2 separate regions of the Homo sapiens genome follow, and region 1 is linked to region 2. The links are chromatin contacts, found by Hi-C or POLR2A ChIA-PET in ENCODE. All regions are on one chromosome and are shown on one strand. The core of a region is the stretch at or near the end of the contact, and the rest is flanking DNA. Distances in the headings are between cores, read along the strand shown. Region 1 overlaps MACC1-OT1 (MACC1 3' UTR overlapping transcript 1). Region 2 overlaps MACC1-OT1 (MACC1 3' UTR overlapping transcript 1).

What was found. A loop is a pair of places that touch in the nucleus more often than their neighbours do. ChIA-PET counts read pairs that join two places held with the same protein, here RNA polymerase II (POLR2A). Pooled maps may share reads with other maps.
Region 1: a loop to region 2 is called in a pooled map, with 5 times the contacts of the local background. The contact joins two enhancer-like sites. A Hi-C loop is called at or near these places in 1 of 168 maps with a recorded cell type or tissue (Caco-2), 6 of 37 single-sample maps with no recorded cell type and 6 of 50 pooled maps. POLR2A ChIA-PET finds 5 or more read pairs at or near these places in 3 of 52 experiments (H1, HCT116 and activated CD4-positive, alpha-beta T cell).

What each region holds. Positions count from the first base shown.
Region 1 is chr7:20,112,495-20,118,173 of GRCh38, forward strand. The region is part of intron 1 of MACC1-OT1 (MACC1 3' UTR overlapping transcript 1); the gene reads right to left. It overlaps LOC105375181 (a long non-coding RNA gene), which reads left to right. Exons shown (of 4, transcript NR_187885.1): 3 at 1,658-1,777; 4 at 5,313-5,679. Among named protein-coding and RNA genes, the nearest start is that of MACC1-OT1, 25 kb to the right of the region's middle. RefSeq lists an enhancer at 4,332-4,858. Within about 2 kb of position 2,142, at least 2 of the 41 ENCODE cell types and tissues checked have a DNase peak (open chromatin) inside an H3K27ac peak, as active enhancers do.
Region 2 is chr7:20,063,271-20,068,348 of GRCh38, forward strand. All of the region lies in intron 1 of MACC1-OT1 (MACC1 3' UTR overlapping transcript 1), which reads right to left. Among named protein-coding and RNA genes, the nearest start is that of MACC1-OT1, 75 kb to the right of the region's middle. Within about 2 kb of position 2,221, at least 3 of the 41 ENCODE cell types and tissues checked have a DNase peak (open chromatin) inside an H3K27ac peak, as active enhancers do.

The DNA.
Region 1 (5,679 bases), core at 892-3,391, 49 kb after region 2:
TAGCACCAAAACATGTTGTCTATCTTTTTATATACATAATGAAGTATGCACATTGAAAAAGTGAAAATATGTACTCTCTGTTGCACCTTGCTATTTATCTTCCAAAAAGAATGAATCCTTGAAAAAAACAGCTGGGCATTAAAATAACAAACATATCTAGTACATGCCAGAGAAAATTTATAATAAATTTAGAAAATAATCTTTTTATAATAGGTCCTCAGATAGCAGCCTAATATCACATATGCCTTGTCTAATAATCCCTACAGCCATCTGAGATTGAGAGAGAGTTAGGAGCCTCACTGCATGTGCTAAACACTAAAGTAATTGGAGCTGAGGCAAGGCTATTCTAAAGAAAGCCTGTATCTCAGTGGGGAGCTCCCTTTTCAAAACTATCTTGTTCACACAATCCAAATGACATTTGGAAGCAGCAGCAGCTTTGGACAAATTGCAGCCTTTTGCAAGTACATTCTCCAAATCTGGTTCTGCTGGAGTTACAGTCCAAAGACTCAAGTTAGATTCCAGGGCCTACCACTTAGACTTACAAGCTGTATGACTATAATCTATTTACTTCTCTGTGCTTCAGTGCCCTCATAGATAAAGTGCATATGATTATAGTACCTACACCTCATAGGTAGGTACTATGAATGTTAAGACAGTAGAAATGCCTAGCATATAGTGTTTAATGAACTTTTATCATTACTATGATTAAGGTAGCTAGATATACAGAAAAGAAAACATTGGTAAAATGAGAATCACTTATGGAATCTCTTCTCATTAGATTTACCTGGTATCAATACACTATAGAGCACACAATTATGTCCTTGCTCTCCTTAGCTATCTATGGTTTCATCATGGTCATTTCCAGGAGGGGTCTGAATATTCTGTGTTTTAATCCACACAAGGGTAACAGAAGAAAATACCTGAGTTCTAGAAATGCCTCAGCACTGGAAAAGTTACCTGATATTCAGGGCCACTCTCACAGGAGCTGCTTTCTAGCCATCTCTTCTGAGAGCAGTGTCACACTGGGAATACACAGAGGACCATGATGTAAAAAGCAGCAGTGGCTCCTTTCTGTCAAAACTAGTACTCTGTTCCTGCTTCCTTGTGAAAGACAGCATAAAAGAGGAAATGAAAGCGTTTCAAAGACTTGATTAGTTTGTGACTAGAGAGTCAGCTCAGGTGAACAAAATGATTAGTATGGGACCAAAAAGGAAAAAAAAAACCTCAATTTGGATTCTGAATCAGATTTCTGAGATCACTTAACTCATTAAGTACCATCTCCATTCAAAATCCTTTTACATCAAACAACATGAGAAATATGCACAACTACAAAACGAAACACAACAAAACCTTAGATGTTAGGAGGTCACGTTCAAGGGTATCAGCAAAGGCATGTTGGGATCCTCACAGAAACAAAATGTTAATTAACGTGGGTAACAATGTGGACTGGGGAAACAAACACCATTACCTACCTAAACAGCTGGCTTGATATAAAAGAAAACTGTGTGCCATTCTATTCTCTTTATAGTAGTCTTCTCTCTCTTGATCAAATAGAATTTTGAGTTTTATATCTACTGTTTAAGATTATACTGAATTTGAAGAGTCACTATCTCAATATATTTGAGATTATATTGAATTTTCTCTTTATACTTTCTAGAGAATAAATATAAAACATCAATACTACTATTTTGAAACACTGATTTACTTTTCGGAAAGAGAAGAAAGGGCAAAGGGATGGGAACTAATATAGATATACCAAATTATGTGCAACACACACGTAAGTAACTTTCATTTTATTGGTTAGTTTCCTAAATACTATACATGAACTATCATGTTAATCCTTGCAATAGCCCAATAAGGTAGGTTCATTTTTATTCCAATTTTACAAATAAGAAAATAGTCTCAGGGAAGGTAAGTAATTTGCCACAATAATCTCAGTAGCTTGAAGGAGGAAGAGCCAACCTAGATCCACCTGCCTGGGAAACTTTGCTTATTGCAGTTCACCACATTGCCTAGTTAGCCAGAGACTCTGAATAAACTCTTCCAGAGCCTGATTTCTAAAAGGATCTAATTTAATGGTTAGCTCTCTAAGAGAAGCTGCCTTTCCTCTAGGGGGAAGGCATTGACAATTCTAGACAGTGACGTAACCCTCTGCTCAAGGCTGACTTCCTCTTTGTTGGTGACAGCTGAATTCTCCTCCTGGTTCAATCTAAGAAGCACAAAACCAAGTGCACTGCCTCATTGGGCAAGAGAAAAGTGATGAGCGTGCAGAGAGATGCCTGGCAAAGAAGATTACAAACAGCTTGTTTGGAAAGAGTATTTGAGTTTTAGAAAGAAATAGAGTTCATGCTTTTAAGTAGAGGCATGCAAATTTTGGCACATAAACTTCCTGCTTAAGAAATAAATTATCAATCCATGCCCCAGGTTGTAAAGAATTAAGTCAGATTCTTCCCATAACCTAGAACTCTCCTTGTTAGTGATAAAAATTACTTAGGACTTTGTTATTTCATTGCAATAATTAGCACTGACAACTGAGAAGAGACTGAGGTAAGAATGGCCACTAAGACTAAGCTAGTTTTCCACGTTACTCATTAAATCCTTTTAGACTCAGTCCAAGCCCCATCACAGGCATGTCTCATCCCTGAGCTCCTCTTCTAGACTGAGGATGAACCTCACCACCTCACTCTTCTTAGAGACTATATGGATTAGTAATTATCTCATGTACTATACTTATTGTATCTCTTTCAATTCTGGGATGTAACAAAATAGTGGAAATATACAAGTGATAAACCAAAACAATGTATTTGGTATTATAATCTTTCACAAGCCTAGCATGGTTCTGAGTATACTGAATCACAACACTTTAAAACAGCAATTAAAAAAGCTGAGCCCTTTTATATTTGCCAGGCACTATTTTAAGGACGTGTTTCTATTATTTTATAAATTTTTCATAAACACCCTGTAAGATAGGGACTGTAAATGCTCTTACATGCCCCAGTCTGACTTCTGAACCTACTTCCTTTACACTCCGCCACTCTACCACCTACTGAGAGGACTCAGAGCTAGAAAGAATATCTTCATTTTACAAATAAAGTGAAGAACCAGAAAAGTTAACCACCTTGCCCATGCTTAAACTATTACTAGCAGAACTGAGCTAGAAGCCAGTTTTCTGATCCTACTTTCAAAATTATTTGACAACATACCTTTCTGTAAGGGAAGTAATTCATTTATAGAATTTTTGTGCAATTTTAATGTTTTAGAGGAAAACTGTGGCACTTTCAAAGTTTCTCAGTCCCTTGCATACTATCTTCATGGCATATGTGTTATCTTTTATAAAATAGTAATACACAATAATGTATTGTCTTAAAAATAGCATCCTTACCTCAATGCCAGATGGAAAAATATTTCTCAACTACTAAATGTAAATATTAGCTGTGAATGATTTGAGATTCTGCCTGATGAGGAAGCTTTTAGCAGAAAAAGTGGGTTAAGGCTTTAATTTTTAATTCACTTTTATTTAGATAAAACAAACGTGTAGAAAAGTATGGGATATACTACTGTTAATGCAAGTACTCATGTACAAAAATACCTAAACACATATTAATACTTTGCTACATATGGTTTAAAGCCCCTTTAGAAAACAAAAACAGAAACATTATAAAAACGGCTAATGCCTCACTACCATCTGCTTCTTCTACTAAATGTGGCCACTCTTCTGAAATAGTCATACATTGTCCCTACGCATGTCTTACATACTTTCACTACTTACATATGCATGCAGTCATAGGTAATATACAATAATTTTATATGTTTAAAATGTATTTGAAGGGGCCGGGTGTGGTGGCTCACGCCTGTAATCCCAGCACTTTGGGAGGCCAAGGTAGGCAGATCACGAGGTCAGGAGATCGAGACCATCCTGGCTAACATGGTGAAACCTGGTCTCTACTAAAAATAAAAAAAAATTAGCTGGGTGTGGTGGTGGCCTCCTGTATTCCCAGCTACTCGGGAGGCTGAGGCAGGAGAAAGGTGTGAACCAAGGAGGCGGAGCTTACAGTGAATGGAGATCTCTCCACTGCACTCCAGCCTGGGTGACAGAGCAAGACTCTGTTTAAAAAAAAAAAAAATGTATTTGAAGGGTTATCTATTATACAACTACATATTACTTTACTTTCTTCCCTGACATCATGTTTTGTTCTAGTTTTCAGTAAGATACTGCTATCTTTAGGCATATAAATGATATCCCTCGATGTTAGGGCATATGACAAATGTGAGTATAAGATATGACTATGAAGGAAAACCACATATTTAAATAACAGATCCCTGTGAGGCAAAGACTATCATGTATCTTGTTATGTATTTTATCATCTTTAATGCAGATAGAATACTTCTTAAATAAAAATGAAAAATTGACATTATAAAAGTGGAGTGGAGATATAAACAAAACCAAGTATTCACATACAGAGAACCAACTGCTAAAACATCATGAAAATCTAGGACAAGGGAGGCCCACCAGAGAAGGGTAAAGAATTCCGAATGCTCTTGGATTCTAGCCCTGCTGAGCCACTAGGGCTATTGCCCACCTGCTGCTCTGGCCTTTCCAATACCCCTGTCCCCGCCTATCTTACTCTCCTGTGCTTACAAACACTCTTTATCTTTTCTTAGCCCAGCTCTGAGTTTTAGCCAGAGAAAATGCCAGTGGAACATCTCTTCCCTTCTCTTGAAATTCTGTCACCCAACGAAGCCTCCTGACAAGTTCCCCATCACTGGAGCTCTTTTGCAAACATCCTCCCATTAACTACAAATTATTTTGCCTTTCTGACTTGTTGCATTATTCATGCTTTTAGCCTCATGAAATAACTCCCCAAGGCATGTTATTCCTTTTGGCACAAATTTTTCATTTTCCATGCCTATTTTGTGTGACTAAAACATAAGCAATCATAATAACTTGGTGGCTTCTGCAGTGATGTTTCTCCAGAACTCTATCGTCATCCCATATAAAACATATAGTATGGCTTTTTCAAGTGAAAAGATTAATATCTTATTATTCCTATTAAGACTTTTAAGTCTGAAGTTAGAGATGACAATAAGAGTATTGGTTTATAACTCATTCTAATACTAGAGGAACTCCAGGAGCCCCACGACTGGAGCCAAAATAACTACAAAGTGATAATACACATGTGTATGTCACTTAACAGTTTTGTAAATCACGTTTGCTGACATTACTTCATGTGATTTTCACAACAGTAAGAGGTTTAAAAATGAGGGACATGCAGACTACTAGCCTTTTAATTTGCTTCTATTTTCACAAATAGCATCCTTACAGAGTGCTGCAACCAAAAGCCAGAGAGTGTCTTGCCTTTCACAATGCCAAATCAAAAAGGTGAATGCATAGCCCACTCAGAGAAATAAAGCTTATGAAGACAGTCTTCGCTACAGGAGCCTGCTCATCATCCAATATCGTCCTCTTGGCTGTGCACCTTTTGATGTAACACTGAAATGAGAATCAACCAACCTAAATATCTGTAACAATATCTGGGAAGATGTATAATTCAGAATTGCATGAAGACAACAAAAGATTAGTTGACACTTAGGACTGGCAATTTTGTGTGTGCTCCTGTAACCCCAGCCACATGTAACTCCATGCCTGGAGAGTGTTCTGGAATCTGGGCATATCTTCTC
Region 2 (5,078 bases), core at 971-3,470:
TATGTAAAATTACATAAAATGCAAACTAACTTACAGTGACAGAAAGCAGTGCAGTTGTCGTTTAGTTGATATAAAGGTCAAAAAGAATATCTGGGGGATGGTGGATATGTTCATTATCTTGATTGTGTGGGATACATATGTTAAAACTCATCATCAATAACTGCACTTTAATTTTGTGTAGTTTAATAGATGTCAATTATACCTCAATAAGGCTGTAAAAAACTGAATTAAAAATAAATCTAGGGGAAGAGAAGTCAGTATAGTGGTTATGCTTGGTGAACGTGGGTAGTCACTGGAAAAGGGAGAGGCATCTGGGGTTGTAGTCATACTCTGTTTCTTGATTTGGATGCTAGTTGCACATGTGTGTTCACATTTTAAATTAATGGAGCTGATACATGTGTACTTTTTAAAATAAATCTTATTCTTCTTTAAACATTTTACGTTACAATAAATGTTTAAAGGAAGTTTTTCCTTCACAGTATAGACAAGACGAACATGAAACACACTACATAGCTTTTTGAAAAAAATGAATTGCAGATGGGAACAGGGGTAGGGAGAAATATAAAGCACAGTCAGCTAATATCGACATCATGTTTTACTGAAGCATAACACAGACACTTCTCCCCAATTCCTGACTTTATAGGAACCTTCATCTCATTTTATCACTATGAGTCCTTTTTAGAAACATCAATTTTTCTTATATTCCTTTCCTGTCATTTCTAAAAGTGGGCTTTTCAGATATCTTCTTCAGCAGCATATTAAGGAACTATGTGGTGAAAAAATATTCCATGGGCAAAAATGTCTGGAAAATTTGTATTGAACAAGCCTAAAAACTGTTTTCCTCCCTGCAGTATTTACATATGCAATTGTAATATGTTAAAATCTGCCATAAATCCCATACATAGCATATACAATGTTTTCCAAACTTATATTCACAGCCTCCTTTTGAGAATAGCATTTAATGTACTGATCCTCCAAAGAATACAAATTGCCGTTCCAGAAATTCAGTACCACCTGTGGTTATTTACTATTATAGTTAACATGTATGCTCTCACATTACACCACATGGGTTTGAATCCTGACTCTGTCACTGTTTTTCTTGTGAACTTGAGTGCTGAGTTTTTCTCTGAAAAGGATGATGAAGATATGGTTATTGTGGAGATACAATGACTAAACACATGTAAAATATTTAGAAGAGCTAAATGCTGCTCTAAATATTTTCACTGCTACACAGTGAGCATTAAGGAGTTAACAATTAATATTAAGATAGACTGCAACTCAGGGTCCATCTTTCTGCTCATTGATCCAGCAAAATCTGGCAACAGAATTACGTGAGATGCTGTATTTATAATCACCACCATTAGTATGCATGGTTAAATCATAAATTTCTTGAGGGCAGAGATCGCATCTGTCCATCATCCTCCTTTTTGAGGGTTAGAGTTTGGCTTAATCAGCCTCTGCCTCGTAGGAACTCTGGAATGTCCAGCGGTCCAATTAGCATAACAGAATCCAGGCCCTCTGGAATGATTGTGAAGTGAATCTTAAACCAAGATCAACAAGACTAAGAAGATGTGTCAGCAAAAGGTGGTAGAAGCCTTTGTAATAGGGCTTTACTTGAGACTTGAGTGATGCAGGTGGAGTCCTTAAGTCAGAATTCCACTCAGCAGACCTTCACATTAGAGGATCCTTGAAACCAAGCATAGGGTGAGGAGGTCAGGGATCTTCGAATCACCTTAGTGAGACTGAAGATTGGAGTCAAATGCTTCACTGTTTGTTACTTAAGCGCTTGATTTTCCTGAGGTTAACGCGATAAGGACATGAGGGTTTTATGTTTATCCTCCACAGTGCCTAGCACATACAAGCACATAGCCAGTGTTAGTGAATGTGTTCTTTTGAGCATGTAGTATGATCAGAAATTGCAGTGACAGTGGCAGAACTGACACTCTTACTCTCCCACTCCAACTGCAGAAGGAAAGAAAACGGAGAAACAAGAAACAGTAAACACATAAACTGAGAGAAAGGAAGAATTTTCCATCAGGCAAAGCAAAGTTTATTCTTAAAAAGAAACATGCATTATATCTCAAAGAACAGAGAAACAAGATAGGGTATTTAAGGGTTAATTTGTGTGAGCAAAGTGCTCTGAAACCATGGGTATGAAACCACATCAATGCAGTCTCACCATGGCTGCCTGCCGCATTGTGCAGCTGCTATTTTTAGCCAACATTCATACTGCTCTGGGTCAGAGTGGGGGACTTCTGTGCAGAGAAGAATGAATTGCTTGCAGCAAGCCAAGTTTTGAGGAGTAATTATTTGTGCTATAATGTACAGTCAGGGCCAGCTCCATGCCACACACTGAAAACTAAGTCTTCCAGGAAGTACAAATAGGCAGGTCTTCAGTGGCTGCTTATGGCTTCTAGCACTAATGATACTTGGCAGTGCTGCCAGGATGATCAAGAATTAATTGATTTGTTGTGAACTCTACCAAAGGTTAGCACCGAGTCTGATGTTATACAATGTAGATACATTTTCAAAGTACTTCATGATCATTAATTATTTTTTTTGTCTCAATGTTCCAAGGAAGTAAAAATTAGTTTTCTTTATAATTTTAATGTTATCTTTTCAACTTTATATTTATTAACCTTAGACTTTCTAGTAAGAGCAAATGCTCTTTCACAAATTTCTTGTTACAAGAGATACAGTAAGTAACAATTCAGTTTTTATTTACTAATAGCTGTTTTCTAAAGCAGGTACCAAATCTCTTTCTTTTTACTTTCCTATTACCCAAGGGTGCCTGTGCCTGACCAACACTAACTTTCTATACCTATCAGATAAATCCTAAGAGGCCAAGATATACTTCACCCCGAATATGGATCCAGTTTTAAGGAAGTCAGAGTCACAACTTCCGTTTTTCAAAGCAATAATGGATTGAGCACAGAGTCTCACGCCTGTAATCCCAATACTTTTGGAGGCCAAGGCGAGAGAATTACTTGAGATCAGGAGATCAAGACCAGCCTGGACAACATACCAAGACCCTTTCTATACAAACAACTTAAAAATTAGCCTAGTGTGGTGTTATGCATCTGTAGTCTCAGGTACCGTGGAGGCTGAGATGGGAGGATCACTTGAACTCAGGAGTTCAAGGCTGCCGTGAGCTGTGGTTGTTTTACCATACTCTAGCCTGGATGACAGAGTGAAATCCTGTCTCTAAGGATAATAATGATAATGATAATTATAATAAATCATTAACTGAACTCCCAGAAAACACTAGAAACAGTATATATTATTTGTTGAGGGTTTTTCAATTATAAAATTATTACTATTTATTATTAGGAAATCAGAAAAAATTACTACTCAATACTTGAATATATATTTCCATTTTTATGCATTTGTTTGTATTATCGCCAATTTTTTAAACTTGATTTTTTATTTGATATTTTGTGAGCTTTTCTCTGTATGTTAAACAGCCTCAGAAAACATGATGTTGGGTCTTAATTTTTAATACAGCAATATCATGATTTATTTAGCCAATCTCTTATTTTACCTAGTTTTTTATTTTTCTTTCTAATCTTTTAGCATGTATAATATTGTAATGCATATCCTCATAGTAATACATTTAAGTATACCTCTGACTTCTTTAGCATACATTTCAAAGAATAAAGCTATTGTGTCAAACATTTTTAAACTTTAATATATATTGTTTCGTTTCTAAGATCACTTCCCATTTTTTATTTAAATCTAATTCTAGACTCATCTTAAATGGTTCAAGTAATCTTAGCTTACTGACTTTAGCTTTACTTACAGTGAGAGAGGTTGATATTATAAGGCTTTAAAATTTATATAGTGAATTGTGTATATATTTTTTCACAGTAATTTCTTTTTTTGCTTTCATGCTTCTATCCTCTTTTTTAACCATTGATGTTGGGCCTAGAGGTGGGTTGCTGGACAACTAAAACCTAAGACATCAACTGTTGAGTTTTGGGACAAGACACAAGCACAGACTCTTAGTGAAAGCTTAAAGTACAGTGAAGAAATATTATTACAGGCTGGAAAAAAAAAGAAAACAAGTTATTTTGGCAAAACAACCAGCATTGTCTGCAATAACATGGGCTATATAAAGGGCACTTCAGGAACTTATGGTTTTGGCTAAGAAGTTTTCCAGTCAGAATGCTGGAAAAAGCTTCTTCTAGTGAAACAGAAGAACAGCAAGATAAGTTAAAAAAAAAAAAAAAAGAATGAAAAAGAATTTTTCAATTTTCAAGCAGAATTTACAGAAAATATGAAGGGGCCAGCACTAGTTTTTTTTTTTTCATGAATAAAACTATTCTTTTCAGACATGAAAAGACTTATTACAGTAAAAAATGGCTACAGGGCAAACATCAAAGCAAGGGCATTTCCATTAAAACTTGCCCTCAATATAAAGTTCATATCAAGTTTATGACTATAAGATCCTTTGCTGAGACCTCAGAAATACTTAAAGTTCCACACAGACCCTCTCAACTACTCAACAGGGCTTTTAAAAATCTTAAGGGGGCGGTTCCAAGATGGCCAAATAGGAGCAGCTCCAGTCTACAGCTCCCAGCGTGAGCGACGCAGAAGACGGGTTATTTCTGCATTTCCAACTTAGGTACCAGGTTCATCGCGCAGGGTCTTGTCGGACAGTGAGGGCAGGACAGTGGGGGCAGGACAGTGGGTGGAGCCCACTGAGTGTGAGCCAAAGCAGGGTGTGGCATTGCCTCCCAGGGAAGTGCAAGGGGTCAGGGAATTCCCTTTCCTAGCCAAGGGAAGCAGTGACGGACAGCACATGGAACACAGGATCACTCCCACCCTAATACTGCGCTTTTCAAAAGACAGCACACCAGGAGATTATATCCCACGCCTGGCTCAGAGGGTCCCACGCCCACAGAGCCTTGCTCATTGCTAGCACAGCAGTCTGAGATCGAACTGCAAGGTGGCAGTGAGGCTGGGAGAGGGGTGCTCCCCATTGCTGAGGCTTGAGTAGGTAAACAAAGCAGCTGGGAAGCTTGAACTGGGTGGAGCCCCCTGCAGCTCAAGGAGGCCTGCCTGCCTCCTTAGACTCC